Linked DNA regions of Mus musculus: regions 1, 2 and 4 are each linked to region 3. The links are chromatin loops, found by intact Hi-C in ENCODE. Cell type or tissue: left cerebral cortex. All regions are shown on one strand. Each heading gives the region's core, and the rest is flanking DNA. Links, peaks and the distances in the headings are about the cores only.

Region 1 (7,658 bases), core at 941-5,940, 84 kb after region 3:
CCCAGCACTTGGGAGGCAGAGGCAGGTGGATTTCTGAGACCAAGGCCAGCCTGGTCTACAGAGTGAGTTCCAGGACAGCCAGGACTACACAGAGAAACCATGTCTTGAAAAACCAAAAGAAAAAGAAAATAAAAGAATAGACTCTCTAGGGCTGGAGAGATGGCTCAAAGCTCAAGTATGCTTATTGCTCTTGCAGAGAACCTGGGTTCAGTTTCCAGCACCCATGTGACAGCCTGCAGTCATCCAGGATGCTAGTTCCAGGGATCCAGGCCTCAGTGGGCACCAGGCATGCAAGCAATTCACTGCATATATGCAAGCAAAACACTCATACACACAAAATAAAATAAATCTTTACTTTTAATGAGTAGAAACTCTGAAAATCCAAAGGCAATATCCACCTCAGTGACTCCCAACTGGGTGTTGCTTGCAACCCTGACCAAGACCCTTGGGGTGGGGATAAGAAGGCACAGACTTCAGGAGTCAAGCAAGTGGCAAAGGCAGACTCATTTATTGCTAGAACTAGGCAAACTTTTATAACCCTTCCCTGCACCTCATTGGCTTTCAAGTAGCCAGATCTGGTGTTGTCTCTTTCTCATTGGCTCACTCCATCACCTGATCCAGCATCAGTGGTCTCTAGCCATGTTGGCAGATTCTAGATTGGCTCAGAGAAGAAATGTTAGCAGTGCAGGCTGGCCTGGTGCATGTGCTAGCATTGTGGCTTGGCTAAGTTCCCCTTACAACTGTGGACAATTGTAACCACCAAGGGGCATGCCTAGGGCACTTGGGATTGTCAACTGACTGGTAGAGGACAGAAATGCTGTTGAGCACCCTACAGAACACATGGCAGTCCCACAACAGACCAACAGACCTGCTTACCCACATACCAGAAGTACCAAGACTAGCTGGCCATGGCAGCTTTAATCCCAGCATTCAGGAAACAGATGTAGATCTGTGATTTTTTTTTTCTTGAGGCCAGCCTGCTCTATAGCACATTCTAGAATAGTCAGGGCTACATAGAGGCCCTGTCTTAGAAGAAAAGTGCCAAAGGAGTGCTTGCTCTTCTCATTGACTGCCTCACCCTTGTGGAGCACGGAGCCTTACAGCAGCGGGTGCCTGGTGACTGTCCAGTGCACTCAAGCTGAGCTGAACCAACCCGGAGAAGTGCTGTCTGTCCATCGCATCTGTGTTCTTGCACCGGTCAGGAGAGGAAGGCTTAGGTAGTTACATGATGACAACTCAAAGGAGCCATATCTTCCCACGGTCAGGGTGATTCATTTCTGGAAAATCCCTGCTAAATCTGGCTTCCCAAATGAAAATAGCAGTAAGAATTTGCTCATGAGAATTGAGGGTGGTGAGCCTTGAAGAGGGAGCTGATAAATGGTCGTTGCAACATCTTACACAGAGTGGGGCTTTTGAGATCTACCTAAACTGTAAGAGAAAAACAAAAACAACAAAAAAAAATCTCACAAACCACCATTTTATCAGAACTCTGTAGGAATCCTTTCTGTTTCCACAGAGAACTAAAAAAAAAGGTTTCTGATTCCCATTAGGAACCCAAAGGGGACGGAGAGGGGGAGGGGAGAGGAGGGGAGAGGGGAAAAGAGAGACACTCATGGTGGAGAGGCGACATGGGCTGGGCACTGAACAAATCACTTTGTTTTGTAGCATGGACAGAAACACTGACAGAGATCCGCAGAAGCAAGAGAACAAGAAGACCATGAATGACCTCGCCCAAACCTCACAGGATGGATTGCTGGTTACACATGTTAACCAGACCCAGGACTTACTGGTAACAACCACACTGCTTTAGTTCACCAGGGACACTTACAAACCATAGCAGGGAACGGGGAATGTGCGGAACTCTTTCTTCTAGAGGACCCAGCACTGGGAATATGATCAAGGTCCCCTCTGTAGCCCCCTAGATTTAGAAATGAACGAGGAGTTTCTGTCTTGGCTATACAGTTAATCCTTCAGCCTCTGGGAGCATCATTACCCCTTTAGGATCATATGAGGCTCCTGGTTTCATTATCAAAGCCTAGAGTATAAAGATTTGATTCTAAAGCTCTCTTTCCAGAGATTTTTCCTATAGAAGTCCCTAAAACCTAGGTCCAGAAGTCGACTTTAGGAAGTGTTGTGGGAACAGGAGGGCCAGGGCAGAAGGCTTAACTTTTAAAATAAAAGGGGAAAAAAAAAAACAAAAAACCCACACTGTGGTTTCAGATTCATTCCGTGTACAAATGACCCTCTACCTAAGATCATGGACAACTCTTGAATTCTCTCTACCATGGAAGCTATCATCCCTACAAGTTGTAAGTGGAAGGTAGCTGGCCACCACCCACCAGAAACCCACACTATAATATAAATTCCATATCAGTCAAAGGATATCCAGCCTTATAACACCATCAATGAAACAGCCAGGAAAACCAGTCAACTTTTCCTTCTCTCAAGTTTAGGCATTTATGGGAGAGCAGATTTAACTAGACTGAAACAAGGAAACCAGGCCTGGAGGCACAGACCTAGTAATCTCAGCATTCTGGAGGTAGAGGCAAGAGAATCAGGAGTTCAAGGCCAGCCTCAGCTCTCTGCTACTGTGAGGCCAGCCTGGGACACAGAAGACCCTGTCTAAATATAAAAAATAAAGAGGAAATACAGATAGAAGAAGGCATTCAGTGGGGTCAGCTGCCAGTGGTGTCCAGTGATGCACAGTGACGCCCAGTGACTCGGGTCTTTGTTCATCTGATTGCATCTCAGACCAGCTGACTTCGCAGGTATGGGAAGGGCCTGACCCAGCTTTATCAGTTACAGACAAGCCTCGTGCTTCTCCTCCCAGAGCAGTAAGAGGGTTTTGACTTCCCTGCGCTGAGCAGTCAGGGTTGTCCATGTAAAGTGTCTGCTTTACAGACCCAGGGCCCCCACCCCAATGAAGAAGCTACTCACTGTTGGTACCCACAAGCAGAAAGAAGATCAGTTTTCTCTAGGAGTATTTCAGGGGAGAGAGAAAAAGAGCATAAGGTCGGGGGCTGAGGGATCTGGGAGGAGTTGGAGAAAAACATGATAAAAATATATTGTATGGGCTAGACATATTGGTACATGCCTTTAATGCCAGCACTCAGGAGTAAGAGGCAGGTAGACTGTGCCAGACTAGAGTCAAGCTCAACAGGGTCTTCTTTCCCTGCTGATTCCGCCAAGCCCGTTCCCTTGGCTGTGGTTTCGCTGGGTAGTAGGTAGGGACAGTGAGAATCTCGTTCATCCATTCATGCGCGTCACTAATTAGATGACAAGGCATTTGGCTACCTTAAGAGAGTCATAGTTACTCCTGCCGTTTACCCGCGCTTCATTGAATTTCTTCACTTTGACATTCAGAGCACTGTGTGAGTTCAAGGCTATCTTGGTCTACATAGTGAGTTCCAGGACAGCCAGGGCTACACAAAAAAGCCCTGTCTAGAAAAGTATATGTTTATATGTGTGTGTATATAAACAACACACACACACACACATATATATATATACATAATTTCCATACAATATATATAAATATTATACACATATAATATATATTTTATACTGTATGAAAACCTCTTAATAAAATTTATATATGTATGTATATTTGTATATATATACACACACATATATACATATACATATATATGTATATATATATGTGTGTGTATATATATGTGTGTGTGTGTATATATATATATACACACACACACACACATACACACACACATTTTTAAGTTATATATATATATATATATATATATGTATATATATATATATATATATATATATATATAACTTAAAAATTTTAAATGCCCACTTTTGCAGAAGAGCAGGAGGGCCCTCAGTGTCAAAGGTGATGTGTGTAGAAATGGACTCTCTCAGATATCTGCAGGGCAAAAGCCACAGGCTGAAACATGACACACTATTTCAAGTGCAAAATGGAAAAAGGGTGCGTGATTAGTGTTGCGCACACAGTATCCTGGAAGAGGGCAGCGCCACCTAGTGGCCACAGGATGCAGAGCCTTGTTTCCTGAAGCGGGTGGTTAAGACTGGTGCCTGGACAGCCAGGGCTACACAGAGAAACCCTCTTTCGAAAAACCAAAAAAAAAAAAAAAGAAAGAAAAGAAAAGAAAAGAAAGAAAGAAAGAAAGAAAGAAAGAAAGAAAGAAAGAAAGAAAGAAAGAAAGAAAGAAAGAAAGAAGAAGGAAGGAAGGAAGGAAGGAAGGAAGGAAGGAAGAAAGAAAGAAAGAAAGAAAGAAAGAAAGAAAGAAAGAAAGAAAGAAAGAAAGAAAGAAAGAAAGAAAGAAAGAAAGAAAAAGACTGGTGCCTGGCAGCAAGCCTCTCAAAGGCGGGACAGGTAGTCACAGCATTAAGTCATTTAATGAGACAGTCTCTTGTGCCGAGAACTACGGTTCGTGCTCATTCAGAAAATCAGTGTAGTGTTTGGTTACAAGCTTGACTTGACAGAGCTTTTTCGATGAATCCCAGCTCCATCGCGGTCCATTAGCTGTGCGATCTTGGCCAAATCACTTAATCCTCAGCTTCCTCGGCAGAAAAGTGTCGGTCTCATGGGGTTACAGAACTACTATATAGAAAGTGCTCGGCATAGCCTAGGCACTGTGTTAGTGTTTGCAGTAATTAGGAGTGTGTGTTCACATATCCTGAGCAAGTGCTAATTTCTTCCTGAAATCAGACAGTTCACATATCCTGACACATATTCTTCCTGAAATCTGGTCCTGGGCAAGGAATGTGAGGTGAGCAACACCAGTACAGGAGCCCTAGCAGCCTTTGTTTTCAAGGCCTTTGTTTTGTGACAGCTCTGCTTATAACCAAATCGAGGGAAAACCGAAAGCATTGTTGAGAACTGTAGGTGCTGCAGGTCACATCCTAGCATCACCTGCCCCTCACACAGTTAGTTAAGGAGAGTGAAGTGCCTGCAAGAAAGCTGAGGCACAGACAGGCCCACGTGTGCACTCTTCCGGCCTTTTCATCCCGTGTCTTCTGTCCTCTGCAGAGTGGCTCATCCCACTGCAGTAGACAGCTTTGTGCCTTCAGTCAGCCCACTTGCCCACAACAGTGAAAACCCTGATATACCCAAGTCCAACGATGGGCCACCAAGGGTGTCAAGGGTAAGCTTGACAGGCCATTTCCATAGTCATCAGATGCTACTGTGTGTGTGTGTGTGTGTGTGTAGAGTGTGTGTGTGTGTAGAGTGTGTGTATGTATGTGTACAGTGTGTGTGTGTGTCTGTGTGTACAGTGTGTGTCTGTGTGTGTGTGTGTATAGTGTGTGTGTGTCTATCTGAATCTGTGTGTGGAGTGTGAGTATGTATCTATCTGTATCTGTGTGTGGAGTGTATATATGTGTGTATCTGTATCTGTGTGTGGAGTGTGTATGGTGTAGCTGTATCTGAGTATTGTACGTGGTATGTGTGTATGTCTATCTCTCTGTGGTGTGTGTGTATCTGTATCTGTGTATAGTGTGTGTGTGATATGTGTGTGTGTGATGTATCTATATCTGAGTGTGTGTGTACATGTGTGTGTGTCTGTGTCTGTGTGTCTATGTGTCTCACAGTGGTCCTGAGCTGGATTCCAAACCCTCAGTAGACAACCACTTCTCAGCCTTTTACCTGAGGTTAAGTGAAGTAAATGGTCCAACTCCATCTATATTCAAGGCTCTTCTGTAGCACACAGACAGCAGCAGGCATTGCACAAGAGGCTCTTGCCTAACCCTGCTCTACACACTTGTGCAGCTTATACGTGTGCAGTCTGTACTTTTATAACACCACTTCTAACTTACTACTGTCTTCATTAAAAAGCACCAGGACCAAGGTAACTTATAAAGAAAGTGGTTAACTGTGGGCTTGCTCACAGTTTTAGAGAGTTCGTTCATGACCCTCATGGTAGGTAATATGACAGCAGGCAGGCAGGCATGGTGCTGGAGCAGTAGCTAAGAGCTTACATCCAGAGACAACAAACACCACGTGACACAGAGAGAGTCAGCTAGGATATTGTGGACGTGTGAAACCTCCAAGTTCATCCTCAGTGACCCACCTCCTCCAACAAGGTCACACCTCCGAATCCTTCCCAAGCAGTTCCTTCACCAACTGAGGACCAAGTATTCAAATGTATGAGCCCAGGGGGCCAATCTCACTCAAACCACCGCAACTCCATTCCAGCTCATGTTGCCCTTTCCCTCTTCACATATCCCGCCTCTCCACACCTCCCTGGCGCCACCTGGCATGGCCTCCCTTGCTGTGGGCAGGGCTGGCTCCTTCTTAGCCCTCAGTTGCCTGGCTCAGAGGCCTTCTCTGACTGCCTCTCAGCTAGGCGGCCTCCCAAAACCACCCTTGCCATTTTCCAGCCACTTTTCATCCTGCTTTCTTCTTAAGAGCGTTCCTTTCTGACACTCTCCTGCATATTGACTTCATTTCCCTGTCCATCTATCCACACTAGAACACAAGCTGTGAGAGGACAAGAGTATTTTTACTTGCATCATAGCCGGAGCACCCAGGATGGGACCGGTTCAAAGCAATGACTCAGAAATACCCTAGAAGAGATCAACAAGGGAAGGCTGGCTCAGTCTGAAGTCAAGGCTATCCAAGGCTAGCTCTGGAAAGCATCACCAGTGCTAAGTGCTTGAGGTAGAGTTTCTTCTGCTCCACTACCAGGTCTGCGCACATAGCCTGAGCTGAGAGTACTGAGTGACACAGATGTCACTAAGCACAAGGTATCATCACATATTTGATGGCTCAGTCCTGTGGTAAATAAGGACGTATTCCCCTATATACCCACCCACCCACTGCTCTGGTTCTGGGCCCCGGGTGGAGCTAGAATGCCCTAGTCTCTGCTTGACCAGTTAGTGTTTGTTGAGGTCTCTTGGAACGCTAAGGGACAGAACACACCTGAAAAGATCTAGAGCATACAGTTTTGGAAATTAGCAAGATCATCCCGCTGAGAAGCAACCAGGAATTTATCCAGACCTTGCTCACCACAAGGGAGCAGCCCCTATGACTTGTGTTTGCGATAGACTCAACAACAGGCTGGAATATAGAACAATTCATATGGAAGAAAGGGCCTCCCAATACCTCTGACGGTAAGCTCTCAGCAGGTGGAGAAAGACTCAACAGAAGAAGGTATCTCCTGTGATTGGTTTGGGAGATATACTTGATTCTCTCCAGATGGTCCTGGGTAGGAAGCAGAGGCAAAAAACAAACAAACAAACAAGAACCAAAAAACCATGAGAAACTAAAAGTCATTGACCAAATCCCAGCCAGGCTGGGCCAATTTTTGCACAAGTTGTGATTCTACTATTGTGCCGTTTGGTCATTGTATCTCTGTCTAATCCCTCACAAAGTGAGCTGCCCTTGAATATGTGAGCCACATTTGGGGCCTGATATAAGGGTGGTGTCACCAGGGCAACCAACCTCATATTCATGTTCAGCGCTCTCAGCAAGGGGATTCGATTTGTTATGGCTGTTGTGATGTTGGTATTGGTATGGGTGGGGTTTTTTTGTTTGTTTGTTTAGTTGGTTGGTTGGTTGGTTGGTTGGTTGGTTGGTTGGTTTGAATTGGGTTTGGATTGTTTTTTCAAGACAGGGTTTCTCTGTGTAGCTTTGGTCATCTTGGAACTTGCTCTGTAGAACAGGCTGGCCT
Region 2 (7,658 bases), core at 838-5,837, 150 kb after region 3:
CAGCTGAAAACCTACAATGATCTCAACTCACCAATATCCTTAACTACAACCTTAAAGGCCCTTTTTCCAAACACAGCCATATTGGCAGGTTGTAGCAAACATATCTTTTGGGGGACCAATCTATCATCCACAATACTGGGCTTCATTGTAAAGGGAAAGGTGTTTGGTAAAGATGGAAGGCTCTGTCCCTGGCTTATTCATGGGGAAAGGGAACATACAATGGAGGTGTCAGGAAAACAGATTTGTAGGAATAAAAAAGTCACTGGTTTAGAAAGGACAGATCATAAATAGCTCAAGGGCTGGTAGGAGCTGATGGCCAATGCCCTCAGGGTTTGTGGGCCTAATACCAATGATGCCATGAGATAGTTCCAGGTTAAAACATCCTAAGAACACCACCCATAAGGACCTCTGTGGGCGGTGAGGGGGAGGGTCCCCAAGGAAACTGGGCTGCTGTCAGCACAAGGTATTTATATTGGGCCTTCCATACAGAAGCAGGAGAGGTAGATGGCTTTGGCCTCCCGTCCTCATTGGCTGTGGGCCCCCCACCTCCACGTGCCACTCCTCTGCATGCCCCTGACCACCCTCTCTTCTGTCCCAGGAGGAGGCACCCTCCGCACCTGTGTGCTCCGTCCCCCAGGGATCTATGGTCCTGAAGAACAGAGACACCTGCCCCGGGTGGCGGTAGGTCTTCCTAGCCTTCCTGTGACCAGAGACAGAAGGAGTCAGGTTGACGTGGTGTGCATGCTGATTGGACTTTTGCAGCTCTGGGACTATGGCTGCAGGGGGCTCTAGGCTTCATGTCCTCACAGCCTAGTCAAGGAGACAGATGGCACAGTCATAACTTAGCATAGTGACGGCCAAGTAGAGAAACACTAGAGAAAATGAGCCTGGCAGGAGAGATTCAGGAGGACTTCCTGGAGGAAGGGATGCCTGTGGTGTCTGGAAGGAGGAAAGGGGATTCCCCCCACCTCACCCCACCCCACTCCACCCCCACCCCTGAGAAACTGAGGTAAGAAGAGGAAGGGATGCCTGTGGTGTCTGGAAGGAGGAAGGGGGATTCCCCCCACCCCACCCCCACCCCTACCCCACCCCCACCCCTACCCCCGAGAAACTGAGGTAAGCAGAGGAAGGGAATGCCAGGTAGAGGAGCAGCTTGAGCGCTGACCTAAGTGTGAGGAAGGTTAATGTAATGAGATCCCTGTGGCTGGGACTGACTGAGTGCAAAACTGTGGGAGTTGGGAAGGGCACCTAGGGAGTGCTGTCCAGCCCTGCTGCTTCAAATATTCCCCTGCCCAGTTCTTACAGGTCAACTACAGGGACAGTTCCCCATGCAAATACTTCCTGAACTACTCCAGTGTGCGCATTACTGCTCTGGCTTAGGGACAGAGCAGCAAATAGCAGATGCTCTTGCCCTCGTGTGGCTTCTGCTCTCACACCAGGAGATGGATTAAAAGAAATACGCAAGCTGAATTATAAAGAGTGTTGGGAGATGCCAAACGCAAAGGGAGAAAAGAAAAAGTGGATGGATGGAGGGGATTGGGCTTCTGGGGAAGTTGGAAAAGCCCCTTGGAGAAAGAAATATTTTAAACTTCCCACGGGAGGAAGGAGATGGGCAGGTCAGGCAGGCTCTTAGACAAGAGCCCTTACACGGGGCATCCTTTACACGGGGCATCTCCTCAAAAGTCCAGGAAGAGACAGACAGCCCTGGGGTCATGGTAGCCCAAGGAGTAGAGGGGGTCCATAGAAGGAGTTGTGAAGGAGCTGGCCCCGTCTGGAAGGGCTTCAGGCACTGTCTGCCTTTCAGTGTTCATATGGCAGCCCATGTGCTCTGCATTCATCAGATCAGGTGGTGCAGAGGGAATGGACAACTATGATGCATACAGAATCCATACTGGAGCTGCTGTCGCTCCCAAGGCGAGATGGGCTGCAGTGGTGTGGCTGGATTCTGAACAGACATAATGGTCGAGGCAGCTGGGTTTACAGCTAGTTTGAATGTGAGGCATGAGAAAAGTTAAGAAGCTCAAAGGTGGCCCAAGGTTATCTATGAGACAAGAAAGCAGAGATGTCCAGACAACTTGGGACATGGGAGGTGGGAGTCTAGCCTATGAGCGTGTATACAAGGCGTAAAGCCACCCAGGTGAGCTTGCACTGTCACCTCTCCCCCATGCCAGAGCCACATCAAGAAGAGACTGTTCATGTTCCGGTTTGGGGACCGCAAGACGCGCATGAACTGGGTCCATGTGCAGAATCTGGTGCAGGCACACATGCTGGCGGCCGAGGGTCTCACCATGGCTAAAGGCTACGTGGCTGTGAGTGTTTTGTGACATCCCTGTCCCCATAAGGAGGGAGGCCCAGAACTGTCAGAGAGCATAATTAGCTCACCGTGACCCTGTGACATCACAGCTTCCAACGGAAGCATGTCACAGTCCTCATGATACTCATCTTGCTGAAGAAAATGAAGTACAGTGAGGTCCTGTGAGTCCTTCGGAGTCACACAGCTTGTCAGGGTGGTCACCCTATTACCAAACTCGGGGCCAAAGTCAATCCTTCAGAAGCCAATTATAAGAATCAAATTAGCCCAGCCCTCAGGAAGCAGGGGCACATGAATCTTTTGAGTTCGAGGCCAGCCTGATCTACAGAGCGAGTTCCAAGACAGTCAGGGCTACACAGAGAAACCCTGTCTTGAAAAACAAGAGTTAAAAGGACCCAGTGATCCCTCCAGTCTGTCTTGGGGTCCTGAAGTGAGATTAAAGTTTAAATAGAGTCCCTGGAATATGCACGTTTCCACAGTCCTGCTCAAGGTCACTAAGTGGGCTTAGTCCTCAACTGTTAGGTGGTCTGAGTAGTTGTTACAATTGAATGAAAGGAGATAAACTCCCCTCTGGCTAGGGCCCTTCCAGTTTCCCAATATGAGTACCCTAAAGAAATTCTCTTTTTTTTGGGGGGGGGTGTCTATTGTTTGAATAGTCTGATAGTCAGATTGACAGACACCAGGCCCACAACATCCATGTCTCTTTAGAATACCATCATTTCTGCCAAGCCAATTACAGCTCTTCATAGAGAGTTACCCTGTCTTTCTTTAGCGTTGTCAAACCACATACTGCTTTACTAAGGTGTTGTCCAGGTCTCTTCCCAGAACTGCTTAGGGGGACAAGAGGGCCGAAGGAGCTTCCAGGAGCCAGGAGAAAGAGGGGATCAGGCTGTGGGCAGACACCTGACTGTACCTCTTCCCTCCTGTCACCCTCAGAGCGGGCAAGCATACTACATCAATGATGGGGAGAGTGTCAACCTCTTTGAGTGGATGGCCCCACTGGTAGGTGTTCTCCCCGACCCCTAGCCCAGAGTGAGTCTCTCAACCCCACCCTCTGTCCTTGTATCCTTTCCTTCCACCAAAACCATGAATTTACCTTAGAAAGCCAACCCTTTTGGCACGTGCCTGAATGGCACTGGGAGAGCCGAAGCTGGGCTGTGACTGCCCCCTAGTGGAACCATGTGTTCCTGCTTTTGACACTGACCTTTCTATAATTGCCTCCTGATTTGCACTGATTCTGGCCTGTGAATCTAATGTCATTTCTTTTTTTCGATGGAATCCAGGGCCCTTGCTAAAACAAGTGGTCCTACACTGAAAGGGGAGGTTGCTTGAAATCCCTAGGCAGGTATGTGGTCACCAGATCCTAGAGGGAGGAGGGAGTTTGGTCTCTGAGACCCCTGACCTCGTTCAACAACCCACAGTCTCCTTTGGACCAGGCCCATCTGGAAAGTGAGCACAGAAACCTGGGTAGAGGTATAGGGGTTATCGTGTCCTGCTGGGCCAGTGGCAGCTCTGGTTTGCTCTATTTAAAGAGCATTTCCAGGGGCTGGAGAGATGGCTCAATGGTTATGAGCGATGGCTGCTCTTCCAGGGACCTGGGTTTAAGGCCCATCACCACATGGCAGCTAGCAACCATCTGTAACACCAGTCCCAAAGGATCCCATGCTCTCTTCTAGCCTCCGCAAGCACCAGTCATACACACAAGCAAAACACGCCTCCCTACATGGGAGCTGGAGAGCTGGGTTCAATTCCCAGCACACACATGGCTGCATACAACTGTCTGTAACTCCTGATCCAAGGGGTCCAACACCCTCACACAGACATACAAGCAGTCAAAACACCAATGAACAGCCAGATGTGGTGGCACACGCCTTTAATCCCAGCACTTGGGAGGCAGAGGCAGGAGAATTTCTGAGTTCAAGGTCAGCCTGGTCTACAAAGTGAGTTCCAGGACAGCCAAGGCTACACAGAGAAACCCTGTCTCAAAACAAACAAACAAACAAAAAAGAAATCCTGTCTCGAAAAAAAAAAAAACCCACCAATGAACATAAAATAAAAATAATAAATTTTAAAAAAACAAACACTCATACATGTAGAGGGTTTTTTTGTAATTTTTTATGTTAAAAAGTACTTTTATTCAGATATAACTTACAAGTTATGCAATCCACCTACAGAAAGGATACAATTCAACATAGTTTTCTTTTTTAAATTATAGTCTGAGTTTTACAACCATTACCATAATTAAGTTTAGAATAGGTCTTCATCTTCAGAAAAGTAAAGCAGGCCTCTCTTGTTGGCAACGTGGCCCTGTATCAATTTACCCTCAAGCCCAACCCACCACAGGCAACGTGAGTCTTTCTCTCAACTGCCCTGCCTATGTTGGCTGTTTCATGGGAGGAGTGGCCTTTGTCTGGCTTCTTCCCCCTTAGTTTCCATGGTTGATCCACGTTGTGACATGTATTAGGTAGAGACTTCATTCCTTTCCTTTTTCTGTGATATGTGTATGTCTGCACCTGTGTATACAAGTGCACATGTATGTAAGCACACGTGCCTGCTAGGGTCAGAGGACAACCTCTGCTGTCATTCATTAGGTACACATGTGTGCACATGCACACACACACACACACACACACACACACACACACACACGGTGCTGGGATTGCATTACTGTGTATTTCTATGGAGTTTCCGGGCTAACCAGTAACTCTAAGCTTAGCTTCCCGTGGAAGAACTGCCAGAGTATTTTCCAGAGCCTGCAGGACTCCTGTCTGCTCCCCAGCAGTGGGAGAGTGCTCCCCAGCAGTGGGAGAGTGTTCCCTTTCTTTCCAGCCTGCCTGCCTTCATTAGTTTAGCTTTGACTTGAAGAGGTTTTATCCAGGTGGACAGCTCTATTCACTCCCTGCCCGTCTGTTTCTTCCAGCACTTCCTCTTGCTTTCCACACACTTGCTGAGCTTTATCTTTTTCTTTAATAGTACAGTCAGTTCTGAAAGAGGGGGAAAAAACCAGATTCTATTTAAGAACCTGGGAACAGATTCATGTGTGGGTGGATATAGTAAAAATCTAAATGGTGTGAAACAGTCTAAGTTTAAAAACCTGCCCTATTCCAGGCACTGGTGGTATACGCCCTTTAATCCCAGAACTCAGGAGGCAGAGGCAGGTGGATCTCTTGAGTCCGAGGCCAGCCTGGTCTACAGAGTGAGTTCCAGGACAGCCAGGGCTATACAGAAAAACCCTGTCTCGAAAAAAAAAAAAAAAAACAAGAAAAAAAAAAAAAAAAGAAAATACAAAACCAATAGATAAGAGATGGCTTAGCAAATAAAGAGTCCCAGGACCTATGTGGTTGGAAAAGAAAACTGATTCCAACAAGTTGTTCTTCTGATCTCCATATGCATCATAGTACGTGCCCCGCCCCCCCCCTCACATACACACACACCACATAAACAGGGAAAAAAAGATTTGTTCTGTTTTTAACTATTTGAATTATCCTGATCAAGGAATAGATTGGTGTGCAAAATGATGATGGTGGTGATGATGTCAGGCATAGTGTAAATGCCCTTGATTCCAGCACTCAAGAGGTAGAGGCAGGCAGATTTCTGTCATTTGAAGCCAAGCTGGTCTACATAGAGAGAGAGAGGCCCTGCCAGGAAGATATGGAAAGCAGGTAGTCTTTCTTTACCAGCCAGTGCCTAAACAACCCATTCTCATGTCAGACCGTGTTCCCTTGCAGTTTGAGAAGCTGGGGTACAGTCAGCCCTGGATCCAGGTACCGACCTCCTGTGTTTATCTGACAGGTAAGGAAGAACTTGAGTGTGAAATCCCGTGGGCCAGGTATGCAAACAACATGTGTGTTTTACATTATTGGAAACCCAAGGCCTGGACTAGGATGAGGCCAGCGAGGCCCCCATGGGTGAGGGTGATGGACTTTAAATAGGTTGTGCAGGGACACCCAGCCAGACCCTGCACGCAGAGGGGCAAATGTCTCGATATCACTACAGCTGTGTTGATCATAGGCCTACCCCGCTTAAGTTTGAGCCTCTAACAACTGTAACTGTGACTGTAACTCTTGTAAAAGAAGAGACTGGAGCTCTGAGGCCTGCCTCAAGTGGTGCAGTGACAGGAGAGAGGCAGCTATGACTCAGACTTAGCTGAAAGGCAGAGGAGGCCTGAGGCTTCCCTCTTCCAAAGTCTGGGGCATGTGGAGACTTTGACCTTGGACTCTCCCATTTACCCCTGCAGGTCAGTATCTGCTCCCACTCCCTGGTCCCACCCCACCAGGACAGTGTGCCCTGCTGCTGCCCTCTGCTGGCCTCCTAATAAGAGCGCAAGCAGGCATCAGGCTTGCTGTGAGCTGCCCAAGGGAACGGTAGCCCTCAAGTCACAAAGGGCTGTGTTTCTGTCGCATCAGAGGCTGGACCTACTCTTTTTAAATGCATTTGGGATGTTACTGAAATCAAAGACTTGTAAACTTGTTACCCAGGTGGGAGATTTCTGTATTCTGTACTCTGCCACAATGATTGATATGCATTACCTGTAGCCCAGGTGATGACAACTTGCAAGGATTGTATATAAATAACAGTTCTCTGTAAGCTAGCTGCATTTTGGTGCATCTTCACGTTGGCAGAAGCAATGGTGTCAGGACAGAAGGGAAGCACTCCCAATTCCTCCCTCTCCTACCCAAGTCAGCATATCAAAATAGGAGAGAGCCAGGTGTGGGAATCTGCACTTTGGAGGCTGAGACAGGAGGATCATGCGCTCAAGATCAGCTTGAGCTACCTAGAGAGTTTGAAGCCAGTCTGGTCTTACATAGTAAGATCCTGCCTCAAAAGAGAGAACTTGAAAACTGGCAAGATAGTTCAATGGGTAAAGGTGCCACCACCAAGCCTGATCTTAGGGAAGTTCAATCTCTGAGACCCACATGGTAGAAGGGAAGAACTGACTCCCCAAGGATGTCCTGCGTGGTTCACACATGCGCCATGGCAAATATACACCCACACGCATGAACACATACACGAAACACATGAATGAAACGTCATTTAAGAGAGACTGAGAAGCCGGGCACTGGTGGTGCACGCCTTTAATCCCAGCACTCGGGAGGCAGAGACAGGTGAATCTCTGAGTTCGAGGCCAGCCTGGTCTACAAAGTGAGTTCCAGGACAGCCAGGGCTACACAGAGAAACCCTGTCTCAAAAAACCAAAGAAAAAAAAAGAGAGAGAGAGACTGAGAAGCCAGTGGTGGGGCACACCTTTGATCCCAGCACTTGGGAAGCAGAGGCAGATGGATTTTCTGAGTTCGAGGCCAGCCTGGTCTACAGAGTGAGTTCCAGAACAGCCAGGGCTGCACAGAGA
Region 3 (7,658 bases), core at 953-5,952:
GGCTAGTGACATTAGCTCACCTGCAGACTCCAGGCTCACATGAGAAACTCCACCTCGATACATATGATAAAGAAAGACCCCCCCAGCACCAATCTGGCACTCTCTATATCACTCACACATATACATGCAGAAAAAATAATTTTAAAAGACAACTAGCTCTAGAGAAGCCATGAGAATGAGAGCTAATTGGCATGTTTCTAGAGTTCTTGTTTTCATAGCTCTTCACAGCATTTTACCAAATCCTAACAACCTACAACAAAGATGGGGCTCTCCCAATCTAGATAAGAGGTCCCTGAGGCTTGAAATACTAAGTGACTTTGACAAGGCAACAAGGTGACAGTTCTTGGACCTGATTTCAGAACAAGTAGCCTGAAGTGGTTTTCCCTCATCCTGCTATGCATCCTTGACTCCTAGGCACAGCACCAGAGGCCAAAGCCAACACTGGTAAAACCATGTCTTGCATTGGATAGAAAACATGTTCCCCCAGAGACCTAAGAAGTGAGGTGATTTTGATGAGGTAGAGCCTTAGGCTTGGAGGGGTTAAATTCCAGAACCAGGGCAAGCTCCTATGCGGCTGCATACTTTGCATAGTAGGTCAGTGCAGAATGCTCCCCAGGGGGGCTGAGAAGGTGCAATGAGATCACGTGTCTCCAAAGACATACTGGTTATCTAAATCAGCATATAAATATGGTATTACTGATACCTGAATGTGACACAGAATCTCATGACGAGGCTCCAACTAGTGAGCTTATGATTAGCACTTCCCTGGAAAGAAGTCTCCATGCACAGTCTAGGGTGGTGAGGTGACTCCGAGCCACTGAATGAAAATGAACCTGACGAGGAAGATTCTACCACTAAGCTCTAGTCTCCTCAGCCGCAAAAGGACGACAGTAAGAACATGTCCTACTCAGAGTGTCATTAAAAGCCAAATAGATATCGTGTGACTGGAGTATATGAGTGGCGGCAACTGGGCCATGGGAAGACTTCAGGGTCAGGCTGACTCTCTGAAGGCAGGTGGGAAGGAGGCACAAGGGAACCACGGTCACCTGGCTGGAGGATTCCATCACTGGCTGCGGCCCCTTTATTGATGAGGTGGCTAATCTGGAGGTAGGGTCCATTCTGGATGACGACCAGGCCCAATCCCAGGTTGCCCACAGTGAGTTTGGTCTGAATCACTTTGTTCAAGCTGCTTACAGACGCCTTGGCCTTGGAGAGTTGTTCTTTTTCTAAGAGAACAAAGGGGATTTGTTTCAGTGACTTATCAAGACAACACCAGCATGGCAGTGGTGCTTCGGAGCCATGAAACTAGACTTCAGGAGCCCTGTCGCAGTCATCCTGGTCTTCGGTTTCCCCTTTGGGAAAATGAGTGTTGAAAAGTATGTGGAAGCTAAACAGGACAGGTAAAGGGCTGTTGTACGGTCTAGTACAGCATTAATAAAACCATTACCACCATCCATTCACTTGACAGTGTTTACTGATACAAGCAGTGTGCTCAGGCCCTGGATTAACTATGGGGACCCAGGTGGGCTAACTGCCCTTGTGGCTCTTACAGACTCATAGAAGACACAGCTGTCAGTCAGCCAGGTAAACACAAATTGGATGCTAAATAGAAAGGTCCAGAGAGCTCTGAACACAACAGGGACCTAAATTTCACATAGGGACAGGGACCAGCTTTCCCTGAAGGAGTAAATATGAATCAGAGTCAAAGTACCAACCAGCGGGGTAGAAGGGTCTAAGGCAAGAGGAAACCAGCCTTCGTGGGGCTGCCTGGAGCAGCATTGGCAGGTGGGGGAGGCCCACGGCCCGGCGATGGGCTGCTATCCAGGTCTACCTTAAGGAAATCTTGGAAGCAATTTAAGCTGGACATGATCTCAGGTTGTCATGGTTTTGAATAAAATCACCATCCTGGCTGCTGTGTGGAGCCCAGAATGGAGAGAAGAAGTAAAAGCAGACTGCAGTCCCTCAAGCATCTCACAGCCTGGCAGTAGAAATGGGCAGTGGTGGAACCACACAGCATCTGGGAGGAAAGACAGCATTCTGTACCACACGCAGCTCCTTCTGCAAGGGCTAGTGATGCTCTGAGATTCGCCAGGCCTCGGCCGAGTCTGTGTGTCTGGGGCATTTCCAGGATCACTGTTAAGATGGGCTTCTCAGCTTCCCGTGTCCAGTGGTAGGGACTCAAGAGGCTCACGGCAGTTCTCAAAGCAGATACCTTTGTTGGATAACTCCAACAACCTCAGTTGGAGAACTGAAGCTTACAAGTTAAATGTACTTATTAAGTAATCTTATTTCAAACAAACAAACAAACAAAATAGCAGTGGGATGGATGAGACGGCTCATCTGGTTAAGGCAGTCAAGCTGGACAAACTGACTTCAGTCCCCGGGGCTCACACGGTAGGAAGAGAGGACTCACACAAGGTCTCCCCGAAACCCCATACACCCAACAAAATATCATTTTAAAAGTTTAAAGAGAGAAGAGTGAAAGAACTAACTCAAAAATATCTTTACACATGGTTCCATGTTTAGTCACTGTCCATGGAAAAACTTCTAGAAAACAACAAAGCTACAAGAAATGGGGGTGAATAAAGGGCGATTAAGGGGAGTGAACATGTTCTCTTGTTTGAGTGTGGTAGTGGTCAAGAGTATTACATACTTGTGGAAACTCATAGAGCTGTCCACTAAAAAAGAACATCGCACTGCATGCAAAGTTATATCTCCAACAAACAATGGTGAGAGACTCCGACGTGTGGCTGACTGCCCATTTTACAGGAAAGGCAAATCTAGGAAGGCTTGGAACCCAAGGCATCACCCTCGTCCTGTTTCCCCGTTTACCATTTTTGCTTTTGAGAGAGCCCTTTTCCATTGCTCAGAGCAGGGCTCTCTTGATCCTCCCAAAGCCTAGGCTGGAATCTGTCCCAACTTCCAACAGTTTGGAATCCTCGAGACCCCAGATGAGGACCTCAGGCCACGGGGAATCCTCGATCCGTCCATCTCTTCGAATGGCCACCAGGGGGCGCTGCAAGGCTGCTTCCCAGATTTTGGGCAGCCCCGTAGTTGCCACACGGCTTCAGTAGACCCTGGAAAATGTGGCAAGAGTGAAAACTACTCCAATGTAGAGTATGAAAATTATATGGAAAACTTTTTTTCTGCAGGAATGAGCAGAGTGCCAGCTTCACACAAGCCTCTTCATTCATTGTGGGAAAACACTGGAGACAGAGTGAGAGTATAGAGGGGAGAGGGCCTCCATATGTGAGCAACAAGGCTGGGAGACTATAGAAGATCCCGGAATCCCCTGAATGGTGGTATTCAAACGTTGTTACATCAACAGCTCTAACTGCCGTGCCAGTGTACTTTACTCATGTGTGTTCTACATGAGAAAGGGCCAAGAATGGCCTGAAAACAGTGAGTCACTATTAGAGACAGATTATTGCTTCCTTTCATTTCCTAAAAATAATTCCTCCTCCCCCACAATTCACTCATACAACAAAAATCCACTGGAAGCCACGGTGTGGCTTGCGGGGATGCTGAGGACAGGAAAGTAGACGAGATGGACAGAAACTTTACCCTCCTGGAAACTGAATTTCCTTTTTTTTTTTTTTTTTTTTTAATCCCCCACTCCCCACAAGACTGTGTGTAATCTGTGTAGCCCTGGCTGTCCTGGAACTCACTCTGTAGACCAGGCCTCTACTGCCTCTGCCTGCCAAGTGCTGGGGTTAAAGGCACAAGACACCACTGCCTGGCTAGAACTTTTCTTTCTCTCCTTCTGCCCTCCTCTTCTTCCTCTCTTCCTCCTTCCTCTCCTCTTCCTCCCCCTCTTCTTCTTTGAGACATGGTTTTGTGTTTTGTTTTGTTTTGTTTTGTTTTGTTTTAATGTATCATTGGCTGTCCTGAAACTCAAACTCATAGAGATCCACCTGCCTCTGTCTCTAAAGTGCTGGATTAAAGGCTTGTGCCAGCATTGACCAGCTTGGAAATTGTATTTTTAACATAGATGAAGGAGAGAATTTTAGGAAAGTACAGATTATGGAAGACAAATTTTAGAAGATAAAATAGTATAATGAAGCGGATCACCACTCTGATGGAGGAAAAAATTAACCACCTTGCCCTGGGGCACTCTGTCCTGTAACAAATGGTTACCAAACACCTATTGAAAGTCTGGTGCTGTGCCAAGACTTTTAGGGTGAGCCTGGGTAGGTCTCAGCTTAGTCTTCTGTTTCTCTAGCTCTGCCCAAACAATAAACCAGGACGGATTTTCATTGGCTATACCCCTTCCTGCAGGGTTTTGTGCAAAGGGAACCTCCTGCTGCATTTCTTCTGATAGACCACCCTTTTCTTTTTCCAGTTTGGCTGGAATCCATTCAGGTGCCAAGTATATTTTGTCACAAAGTGCACCCTTTATCTCCATCTTCCTGCCAGGAGAGAGTGATTAGAAATGTGGGAATAGGGCTGGTGAGATGGCTCAGTGGGTAAGAGCACCCGACTGCTCTTCCGAAGGTCCGGAGTTCAAATCCCAGCAACCACATGGTGGCTCACAACCATCCGTAATGAGATCTGACTCCCTCTTCTGGAGTGTCTGAAGACAGCTACAGTGTACTTACATATAATAATAAATAAATAAATCTTTAAAAAAAAAAAAAGAAATGTGGGAATAATTCCCATCAGTGATCTTTCCTTCTCGAGTAGAAAAATGCTTTAGAGTGGATACTAGGGTTGTCCTGACTAAAAGAAATGTGTGATACAAAATTCAAGAGCTGTGCTTTCCTGATTTCCTTTCAGAGCTAAGTAAACTTCTCCTCCATCTCCTGATGCTGCTCGAAGGCCTTTTGCTCAGGACCCCATGTCCCTTGAGCAGCTAGTGGCCAGTGCAGGGTTATCACAGGGCTCCCAGCAAGCCTAGCTGTGGCCCTGCCATGGATACTCTATAGTCTCTGATTTCTCTGCTCAGTTTTGTTTCTTTTCTATCTCCACCCAGAGATATGGGGACCAACAGCAGTCTCTAATAACTCCTTGTAACTCAACCTCTTTCCTAGAGAACCCAACCCACAGCATCAAGAGCTAGAGATAACCTGGAGTATAGATGCTAAGAAACGATTCGGGATCTGGACCACCCAGTGGAATGATGGCCAATCCTTAGGAGAACTTAGGGAGTTTTGGGGATGGGAAAACTCTGAAATTCGTAATATTTCTTTATAAATGGTATGGCATAACAGAGGAAGAAAACGCACTAACATGGATCCTGGACACAAAACAAAACATTCACTGGGCCACGAGTCGTCAGCAGTAGCAATCCCTAGAAAAACAGCAAACGGCTGCCACAGGGACAGGGAGCAGTGCTTGGCACTAAGCTAACGTCTGGGCATCACAGGCCTGTCTTACAGGACATGGGTGACAACTGCAACTTGAAAGCTAGAAATGAGGGTCTAAGCTACCCAGCACATACGTCACATGAGAGGTTCTGACAACAGGTTAAGAGGGATTATAGGTGAGTGGGAGGATGTGATGAGAGGCTCCAATTTGCCTCAAGATGGCAGTGCCCTCATCCAGTAAGAGGGCCACCCAGGTCCTGCAGGAGATGCTTGCAGACCCAAAAAGAAGCAAGTCAAAATTGAGCACTAAGCCATAAAAAGAAATAAGCTTTTTGTTTCTTTTTTGAGACAGTCTCTCTGTGCTGCCCAAGAACTTGTGGTCCCCCTGCCTCAGCCTACCAAAGACAAGGACTGCAGGTATAGTCCCTATACCTAGCCTTCTATATGCTTTACAAAAAAATTTTTCTTGGTTTGATATGTAGGTACACATCTTTTTGTTGTTGTTGTTGTTTTAAGATTTATTTTTTATAGTATATATAAGTACACCATAGCTGTCTTCAGACACACCAGAAGAGGGCATCAGATCTCATTACAGATAGTTGTGAGCCACCATGTGGTTGCTGGGATTTGAACTCAGGATCTTCGGAAGAACAGTCAGTGCTCTTAGCTGCTGAGCCATCTCTCCAGCTCCTGTAGGCACACATCTTTAATTCCAGTGTTCAGGAGGCAAAAGCAGGTGTGTTTGTGAATTTGAGGCTAGTCTTGTCTATACAGTGAAATTTGGGCCAACCAGTGCTATATTTCATAAAAGGATTTATTACATTTATGTGTGTATACATGGACATGTGTAGATGAGCATGCATTGTCCTGGTCAGGATGTAGAGGTCAGAGGAGTTGGTTCTTTCCCTCGACCATGCTGATCCTAAGCATTGAACTCAGGTCCTCAGGACCCATAAGCAAGCACTTTTCTACTGAGCCATCTCTCTGGCTTGCATCTCATTACAGTAGGAGAGTTTCGTCAAATCCAGGTAAGCATGTCCCAAGAATGGGGGATATGAAGGGAATTCAAATCACTGGACCAACGTGGTTCTTTTTCCTGTAGTCAACTTTATTAGAAGATGTCGAGGAACTGAAAATTTACTAGGCAGACATGGTACCACATACCTGCCATCCCAGCTCTTGAAAGACAGAGGCAGGGTATAAATTCCATACCAGCCTGGTCTACCTAAGATCCTGTCAAAAGGCCAGGGTGGTGGCACTTGCCTTTAAATGACCCCAACATTCAAGAGGCAGAGGCAGATGGGTCTCTGAGCTCAAGCCCAGCCTGGTCTACAGAGCAAGTTTCATGACAGTTAAGGCTACACTGAGGAAACCTCAAACCCAAAACCCAAAACACTTTATGACGACCAGGTTACACACTTCATGACAACCAAGTTACAGAATAAACTACAAGATGCACTTTGTAATACAGGCGCTCCCTCAGGGCAGAGGGACTGGTCCCCAGCTATGGAGAGGGTTGTAGGTTGAGTGATCTGATAGAAGTCTTTTAAGGGCATTTATGTATGTTTCCTTACTTGTGTAGACTATCTATTTGGTCAGCAGGCTACAGGGATCCTCCTGTCTCTATTTCCCCAGTGGAGGGTGGGGGGTGTGTGTGGGGGGGTCATAGGCACTGTGCCTGGGCTCACATGGGTTCCAAGCAAGACCTCCTGCTTGTACAGCAAGCACCTTACTGACCGAGCCATCTCCCAGCCCTCTGCTGTCTTCTTGATGAACCAGCCTTGGCTGAATAAGCTGCTTTCCCCCAAGACAATGCCCCCTTCCCGGGGTAGCTAGCACCTAATACCTAGTCGGTACTAGAAGACTTAGTCCCTTTGTCCTCTTCCCGGGGTAGCTAGCACCTAATACCTAGTCGGTACTAGAAGACTTAGTCCCTTTGTCCTGACAGAACTCCAAACACCCACCCTAGCTTGAGAGCTCTCTATCAGTCTGTCAAAACCTCCTGGGCCTGTAGCTGACTTCGGATTAATTCCACTTCCTTCCTTCCCCCCACAGGAATTGGTCCTAAGAGAGCTCCCTAATAAATGTCCTACACACCACCGATCAATAACTTTTCATCTTGGAGACAGTTCTGCGAGAACCAACCTACCAGACAAATTGCCATTTGATCCCTGGGTGTAAGCTAACCTCTGGATTTGACTGTTGTCTTCTCCCACCCTAAGAATCCCAGGCACAAATATGCAACATAGCTGCCACTCTCTCGGCCCACGCAGTAAACCTGACTGAGAGAGGAAGTGTGTTCATTATCCTGTCAGGCCAAAGATGCTCCTTCAAGTGCAGAGTAATGGCACG
Region 4 (7,658 bases), core at 1,466-6,465, 57 kb after region 3:
AATAGAATATGTGTGACTACATCATTGATGTTATCAGATTACATACAGTCTTACTCCAGAATGCAAAGAATAGCATTGACTAACCACGGTTGACACTAACCCTTCTCTATTTGAGGAAAATCTGTTTTCACTGGAAGCACAAGAGTATTGTTTTGAGAATCTCACTGCTCTAACAATGCTAAGCATTTGAGAGCCATGTAGTAATTTTTTGTGGAATTTTAGAGATTGAACCTGGAGCCTCATGCATTGAGCACACACTACTAACCACAAACTCAGCACACGGAAAAATATTTGGATTTTTTTTTTTTATGCAGTACCCTCTAATTGCTGATTAAAATTTAGTTGGCCTTTCTTGCAGAGCAGCTACAGGGCAGAGTGAGCGACATTATCATAAACGTTTGCTTGCTTCGCCCATCTCCTCCCTTCAGAGGTGCTGAGGATTCATTCTTGCTTGCTTGTAATAAGGAATTTTATCAATACAGGAGCAGAACCCCTTACAGCTCAACATTCATCAGGTTTTCTCCAATTTGCTTATACCTAACATTTTCACTTTATTGTTTGTTCTGTTCATATTTACTTGCTGTGGTTTAGCTAGACAGGGGAGGCAACAAAGATTGTCTTACTCAGAGAGCCTGACAATCAGCGGGCACACTGGACATCCTCATCCTGTGCTTAGTCAGAGAGCAGGGAGGACTCAGAGATAGAATGCCGGAGAGAGCTCTCAGTCCAATGCACCGGGTAGGAGCTTACGATTTGGGGGCACAAGGTAACCCTCAGTGCAGATCTCGAGTGGGTAGGTGGGGAGAGTTGCCAGTCAAGCTGCTTTTGTGTGTTGAATCGTAAAGACAGTTGCCTCCATAGTAGAGATCCACAGTGCAGTGTTGTGTGCAAGTGTCTTTCATCACGACATTTGCAGCTTTTATAAGCTCCACGACTACACAGAGGTAGTTTGTCAAAAGTCTTTTGCTGAATGATCAGGAGTGGTTTCCGGTTAGGAGTTCACGGGCGCTTCTGTGAATGCCTTCTCTGTTTCCAGAATTACAAATAGAATGCTTTAGCATAGTAAGGCTCTGCCCCACCTCAACTTATCATTCAGAGGAACCTTTTACTGCTTAAGAAGTCATGTTATCCCCTAGCAACTCTCAGTTTCTAGATTCCAAGCAGCACCTGAGGACAGAGTGGGTGGCAGTACTATGAAAGGGATTTGTTTATCTTCTCAGAGTTCTGGTCAGATAGATTATCATTAGAGAGGGATGGTCATAGCTCAGGTTTACAGCTTTATGGAGCCTTTTCACCACTTTTTCTTCTACACAGGCTGGACCACATGTCTGATCCCTGGAACCCACATCAGTATGGGAGAAGCTTGTTCTTGTTGCTCCACAAAGCTGTCCTTTGGCCTGCATGCCCCCCTCTCACCCCCAACACACACATCACTCTTTTACACCACCATACATATTGATACTACTAATACAGTTTTTGAAAATTAATGATGTCAGAGGTACTTTACAGATTGCTTCATAACTTGCATTTTCCTGTTATCCTGTGATGGTGTTAACTCTTATATAGTAATAAAAATAGTCAAACCTTTTAGTTTTGATAACTATTTAGTGTTTAATGCATTATGTAATTTTATATATTATCATTCTGTATATTTCAAAGTTTGTGTTTAATTTCTTAAAATATATTTTCTCAGTCAAAATAAAGAGCTACTCAATGAGTCTTGAATCTAGCAGCAGAGAAGACCAGGTCTTGCTGCCAATGTGCAGACTCAGGAAGGCCGGGGCCCCAGCCGGCAGCTTTGCTGTCTTCCCTGGAACTAGAGCAGTGCCTGACACAAGTACTCTGAAAACCTGTTTAGGAGGCCAACTCCTGAGCGTATACAGTCAACCTGGGCTCCAGTCTCTAGTCCTTGTAGAAAGATTGTCATGACAGAAAGACATGTGTTTGTTCAATAAATGGCTGAACTAACTGTCCTTTATGGTTCCTGAGGCTTGTTCTTGTTGCTTATGTTCATTTTTTACATTAATCCAAGCACTGTATCATTATAAACAGCAGCAGACTGCTGAAGAGAATTCCTTGATTAAATGCTTGGATTGTCCACACAGATACCAAGACTTAAGTTTGAAAGGGGTTTGCTGGGGCATATTCCCTGGGCATGCCAAGCATACTGAAGTACTCCCTCCCTTTGCATCTTCCCAGGAGCACTCACTGTGGGCCTGGTGCGGCAGTGTCAGACAATCCATGGACGAGACCGGACCTGCATCCCTCCTCGGCTTCCCCCAGAATGGGTCACCACCCTGTTTTTTATCATCATGGGAATCATTTCCTTGACTGTCACATGTGGTTTGCTGGTGGCTTCCCACTGGCGAAGAGAAGCTACAAAATATGCTCGATGGATAGCATTCACTGGAAGTAAGTAGCCATGCTTACTAAGTTGTTCTAGAAGGCAGCACAGTGGCAGTTTCACGACGACTATCAAGATCGGTCCTAAGGAGCGGTAAATCTTCCTGGAGCACCACTCACTTGGCCATGAAATAGACCACACAGTCCCATCAGCGTCCGCACTGCAAGACCAGGACGCCCACCCACAGCTGTAACTGCGTTGTGTGGATGCTCTTTTAATGAGGCGTTATTCCTTTCTGTAACTGAAGTGGTTCAGGTTTGTGCTGTGGAGCTACCAGTAGTCTGAGTGGTTTCCACTTCTGGAAAGTACTGGTGTCTGCCAGCAAAATAAAGATAAATCTGGGAAAACATATAACTTAGGTGAAGGCAGTCATTTGCTTTTTAATATTGTCGATTTTTGTTTCTTCTGGGTTGAATGACCATTGAAAAACCAACACATTTAGTTGTTGTAGTAATTGTCAAAGTTTCTTACTCTACTAAGCTATTCCCTGCAGTATCATGGATTTATATATTACATATAATATTAACTTGTAATTTGCAAAACTGATCTAATTTCTGAACACTTTGGAAGCTTATCCTTAGAGGCTACAGGGTAGTACTGCACCCTCAGGAGTCCCTGTCTCTCCAGCTTTCTTTGGAACTTCGTTTCTGACTTTGTTTTAGTTTTGTCTACACATCTCCCTTAATATTAAAATTTAGATCAAGCTGCCTTTGAGGCGAGCAAGTACTCCTTATCCTTATTAAGCAATAAGAAACAACTGATATTTTTCTTGTCAGAGATCTGAGACAACTCTTAACAGAGAGTAAGGGCCAGAAGCAGTTACAGAAATGAAGCCCCTAGCTGAAAATTGTTGATGAGGAATTTAAATAAAGAGAAAACCATTCTTCATCTACTCACAGACACAGTCACTTTTCCAGGAAGATTCAGTCATTAATGAGTAATATAATATCAAGGAGTGCCAAAAACTTAAAACTAATGACCCAAACTTACATGAGGCAAGGAAGCCCAAGATACCCACCCACAGAGGGAGAAGAACCAGGCTTATCTTTGTTTCTCATCCCCTTCAACAATAAGTATATATCGTTGCCTCCAAAATGCAATGTACTTTTTCTTTTATTTTTGAAATTGCATGTGCGTATGAGAGTGATTCAGAGTTATGGATGGGCAATCAAGTGAAGTCTCATTCATTACTGTCACCAGCCCTCAGAACCTCTCTGCCAGAGGCACATACTATTTTTGGAAGTTTCTAAACAGTAGAGTTATATATATTGAAGCATATATCTACTCTAAAAAATGGATACTTTTATAAAAATGTCTCTATTCTGTACCTTTATAACTTAAAATGGCTTGGAGTGAGTTATTTAGGTTGGCATTTACCTTACTCTGCTTGCTGGCTGAAGAGCAGTCCAGGGAGGAATTTAGCTCCCCCTAGTGGTCCTGCCCTTGGAGATGTACCTGAGCCCTGCTGTATATGAATCTTCCATTAGTTAGGGTAGTATTTTTGTAATAGTGTAATGGTACACCCTCTACCAGGAGAGCCCCACATGAAGGGTCTTGCCTATCGGACATGTGAGACAAAATGAGTCGTTTTTCTTTTAAGTCCAACCCTATTCTTTCGTTGCTGTGTGTGTGTGTGTGTGTGTCTGTCTGTCTGTGGGCATGCCCATGTGTGAGTGCATGTTCATGTGGAGGTCAAAGGTTGATGTCATGTGTCCTCCCTATCACTCTCCACTTGGTTTTTGAGATAAGATCTCTCACTGAACTGGGCGCTCACCATTTGGCTAGACCGATTGGACAGCCACCTGGACATCCATCTGTCTCCACCAACCACCTCCCCACTCAGGTTCCAGACGCATGAGCATGCCCAGCTTTCTGTGTGGGTGCTGGGGACCTGAACTCACACCGCTGACCTGCACAGGTGTGCCGCCTTACCCACGGAGCCATCTCCAGCCCCTTTGCACTCTGGTTTACCTTCTCATCTGCTACTGCTCCTATTGTCACTACCAGCATCCCGTGCCACAGAGGCGACAAAGCTATTGTTGCAAGCTTACTTGGGCCCAGAGCTTGATCTTCAGCTGTGATAGCTGGTTTAAGATCTGAAGTAACTTCACAGCTCTTAATACCTTAAATCCTCCCCCATCTACATACATCTGGACCCCAGAAAGTACAGGGAACCAAGTTCCTTCCCTAGGCCTTAAAGTTAAGATCAAATAGGAAGTCATTGCTTTTTCAAAATTTAATTGAGCTTTTCCTAATCAGTTTGCAAAATACTCTTCAAGTGTAACTGTAGTTGCTAAATGAATAGTATTTATTGCCCATCATAAAGGACCATTATGTGTGCGTCCTATTAAACATTAAGGAACATTGTGCATCCTATTAAACTGCTTCTGGATTGTCTTACTGTTTCCTAAGCTACTCAACATCAGAGGGAAAAATTGTTTTAAGAATAAACATGCAAGTGCATGTGTTTCACATGGTGTATGTGTATTGACACAGGGTCGCACTGTGTGTGCAAACTCAAGCTAGCCTGCTACTTGAGGTCTTCTTACCTGTACTTCCCAGGAGCTAGGATTGGCTCATACGCACTCCACTCAGCCCCGTGGCTCCTAGTCGACTAGTTTTATTTCACTCACGCACACTTTTATTTAAAAGTGTTTATTGGTGGCTAGTTAACAAAAAAGACCAACACCCAACAAACCCTAGTTTTTTCACTACATTTTTCACTTGAAGGAGTTACAAAGAATCTGTTTGCTTGTTTGATATTGTTTTGTATAATCATTTGTCTAAAATGAAATAGATTTTCTGACTACACAATATAGAATAATCTACTGCAGTGCTACAGAGCACAAAAGTATACGGATATGTTTCTCAAGTGATATGCTACTCAAGCAAATATTACTGTTTAGTGTATTATTGGAAGTTCATCTAGGAAAAAATTCCATTAAGTCCTTCTGATTGACCTACCCAGAAGCTATCGTCAACTGATACATTTGTCCAGGGCTCCTTTAATATTCCTGGAGATAGGTTTATCTTGGGAAAGGTTTCAGATCTTCATACCAGCAGCTAGTTCATCTGTGTTCACAGAGAGCCTTCTATCCTAAGAAATGCACGGGACCATGAGCTCTTGACTACCACCTTCAAGAGGCACAAACTCTCTCAGGAAAGCTAAGCTTGCTGTGGATAATTTATGTTTCCTGGGAAAAGCATTGCTTTGGTAGCCTGGGGGACACAGGATTTGGTAAAAGGTTAGACAGACATGATTTCTGCCTAGATACTGGTGTTCCTGGTAATCTTTCTAGAAACATTTTCTTGAAAAATATATTTCATTGTGTTTGTAAGCCCAAAGGTTTTTTTTCTCTCCCTCCCTCACTTTGTTGTCTGTGTGTGTTCAGAAACCTGATAGAGATGTTACTGCTCTGGAACACTGTCCATGAGAGATAACCACTCTGACAGTTTGCTAGCCATGCCAGAGGTCTGACCGTCTTTCTCCAGCTGGGTGAAAATGAAAGTAAGAGAAGTCGTTCTGACTTCCTGCACCTTTTCCTAGGTCCCCTCTACTGCTGCGAGGAGGACTGGCTGACAGCTGGGACGTAATGGAACAGTGTCTACTTAGCACTTCTGTCAGCCTACACTTTGCTAGGGTCTTGACATGGCTTAGTTACCACTCTAGTACGTGCTATATATTTCTCCTATTGAAAGAAACAGGCCAGCTATTAAATACTAGGGCCAGGACTTCCCCCAACTCTGCCCTTAATTATAAACGATTATGACAGACAGGCAGCTGGAACTTTACCCCTAATTCTATCTTTAATTACTAAATGTTTAAGACAGGCAGACATACAAGGGTTAGAACTTCATACACACACACACACACACACCTTAATGTTCATAATTCAAGATCCTCTAAAAACCTGTATAAAGATGTGTAACCCAGCTTTCCTGTGTTTGGTTTGCTGGGCTTCGGGGTTACTGTGTGAAATGTAGTACATGCAGGTCTTCTGACAAGGGTTGGTTGTGCTACCACAGGTTTGGCCTTGTTATCAGTCCACAAACCCTTATAGAAATTGTCTTGTACCAAGTTTTCATTGTTCTTTTTTTTTTTTTACATCACCAAAGCATGTTACTAATGTTGTGTTTTGGTTTGTTTTACAGTGATCCTTTTCTGTATGGCTGCCCTAATATTTCCAATAGGATTTTACATCAATGAAGTCGGAGGTCAACCTTATAAGTTACCCAACAACACAGTAGTTGGGTCATCATATGTACTTTTTGTCTTATCGATTTTCTTCACAATAGTAGGACTTCTGTTTGCTGGCAAAGTCTGTTTACCAGGCTGACGAATGTCTAAACGGCTTAACTCTTTTTATTTTTTTATTTTATTTTTTATTTTTAGAGGTTGGGAGGACAAAGAGAAGGCATCTGGGCAGTCCTCTCATAGGAAGATGCTTAGATGAACCTGATGCTGAAAAGGAAAAATTGCTTTGATTTGTTCTCACTATGCACTTTGGATTTAAAAAAAAGAATGAGAGCCTTTTCCATAACCAAATACAATATTGACTAAATCTCCTGAGCATATTCAGGCAGTCAGTCTGCACTGTGATAGCAACCTAGTGAAGGAGAGTGCTTTATGCTGAAAGCATGTGGCCCCTTGTGACTCTGTTGATCTGTTTTTAATGTCTAATGATTCATTTGAGAGGGGGGAAAGTCTAGTATTTATGAATCATGATGGACCAGAAGGGTGCAGGAGGTTCGTGTGGGGCTGGCCTCACCTCCTAAGATATTAGTATTCTCAATTTCCTTGTCATGTTATGAGCCTTTGGCACCACAATGGATTGCCGTTGCATTACTGCACCAAGAAGCCAATAGATCAAAACTTGTTTGCTAAAATGTATGTAAAAATTCTAAAACTCCCTAATCTCTGTGTACAAAAGAAAAAAGAAAACACTAAGAAACAAGTTTGGGGTGGGTGGGGGAAATCTTCCTTATATTTATATAAATATATATATAATATATATATTTTGCTGATGCAGTATACAGTGTGTATATGTGTGTGTGTGTATGTGTGTGTACATTTGTATATGCACACATGCAAACAGTTCCTGGACGAGAACTCTGAATGCTTGCTAGCAAAACACTGTGGTGTGCAACCTAGAACTCAATAGAAAAAAGCCATTTATCTGAAGGCTGCATAGTGGAGAGAGTCTTCAGTTTACCTCATTCTTTGTAGCAGCCTTTGATTTTGACAGGTTTCTGT

What was found. Hi-C counts contacts between places; a loop is a spot of excess contacts. Peaks named below come from ENCODE experiments on the same cell type or tissue, not always from the same donor. Only the 100,000 strongest peaks of a DNase experiment are listed, where the experiment ranks them.
Region 1: it touches region 3 in a loop (10-fold over the local background); 25 of 42 quality-filtered maps call a loop at or near these places.
Region 2: it touches region 3 in a loop (7-fold over the local background); 40 of 42 quality-filtered maps call a loop at or near these places.
Region 4: a loop joins it to region 3, with 3 times the contacts of the local background. A loop is called at or near these places in 24 of 42 quality-filtered maps.

Annotation. Positions count from the first base shown.
Region 1 is chr7:120,750,870-120,758,527 of GRCm38, forward strand. It overlaps Vwa3a (von Willebrand factor A domain containing 3A), which reads left to right. Exons shown (of 34, transcript NM_177697.3): 3 at 1,666-1,789. Among named protein-coding and RNA genes, the nearest start is that of Vwa3a, 15 kb to the left of the region's middle. In left cerebral cortex, for the core only: a CTCF peak has its summit at 4,005 (motif pointing left); DNase peaks (open chromatin) are centred at 1,241 and 3,994; H3K27ac peaks cover 294 bases.
Region 2 is chr7:120,820,025-120,827,682 of GRCm38, forward strand. Gm5737 (predicted gene 5737) reads left to right here. Exons shown (of 12, transcript NM_001370881.1): 7 at 599-681; 8 at 2,172-2,309; 9 at 3,248-3,313; 10 at 6,040-6,103. Among named protein-coding and RNA genes, the nearest start is that of n-TLtag1, 12 kb to the right of the region's middle. In left cerebral cortex, for the core only: a CTCF peak has its summit at 3,490 (motif pointing left); DNase peaks (open chromatin) are centred at 3,472 and 5,281.
Region 3 is chr7:120,667,334-120,674,991 of GRCm38, forward strand. It overlaps Pdzd9 (PDZ domain containing 9), which reads right to left and starts at 3,010. Exons shown (of 4, transcript NM_001040136.2): 1 at 2,833-3,010; 2 at 1,047-1,226. The coding sequence starts at 2,863. In left cerebral cortex, for the core only: CTCF peaks have their summits at 3,006 (motif pointing right) and 5,865 (motif pointing right); a DNase peak (open chromatin) is centred at 3,018.
Region 4 is chr7:120,723,921-120,731,578 of GRCm38, forward strand. Mosmo (modulator of smoothened) reads left to right here. Exons shown (of 3, transcript NM_001164580.1): 2 at 2,200-2,412; 3 at 6,557-7,658. The coding sequence ends at 6,741. Among named protein-coding and RNA genes, the nearest start is that of Vwa3a, 12 kb to the right of the region's middle. In left cerebral cortex, for the core only: a CTCF peak has its summit at 3,841 (motif pointing left); a DNase peak (open chromatin) is centred at 3,838.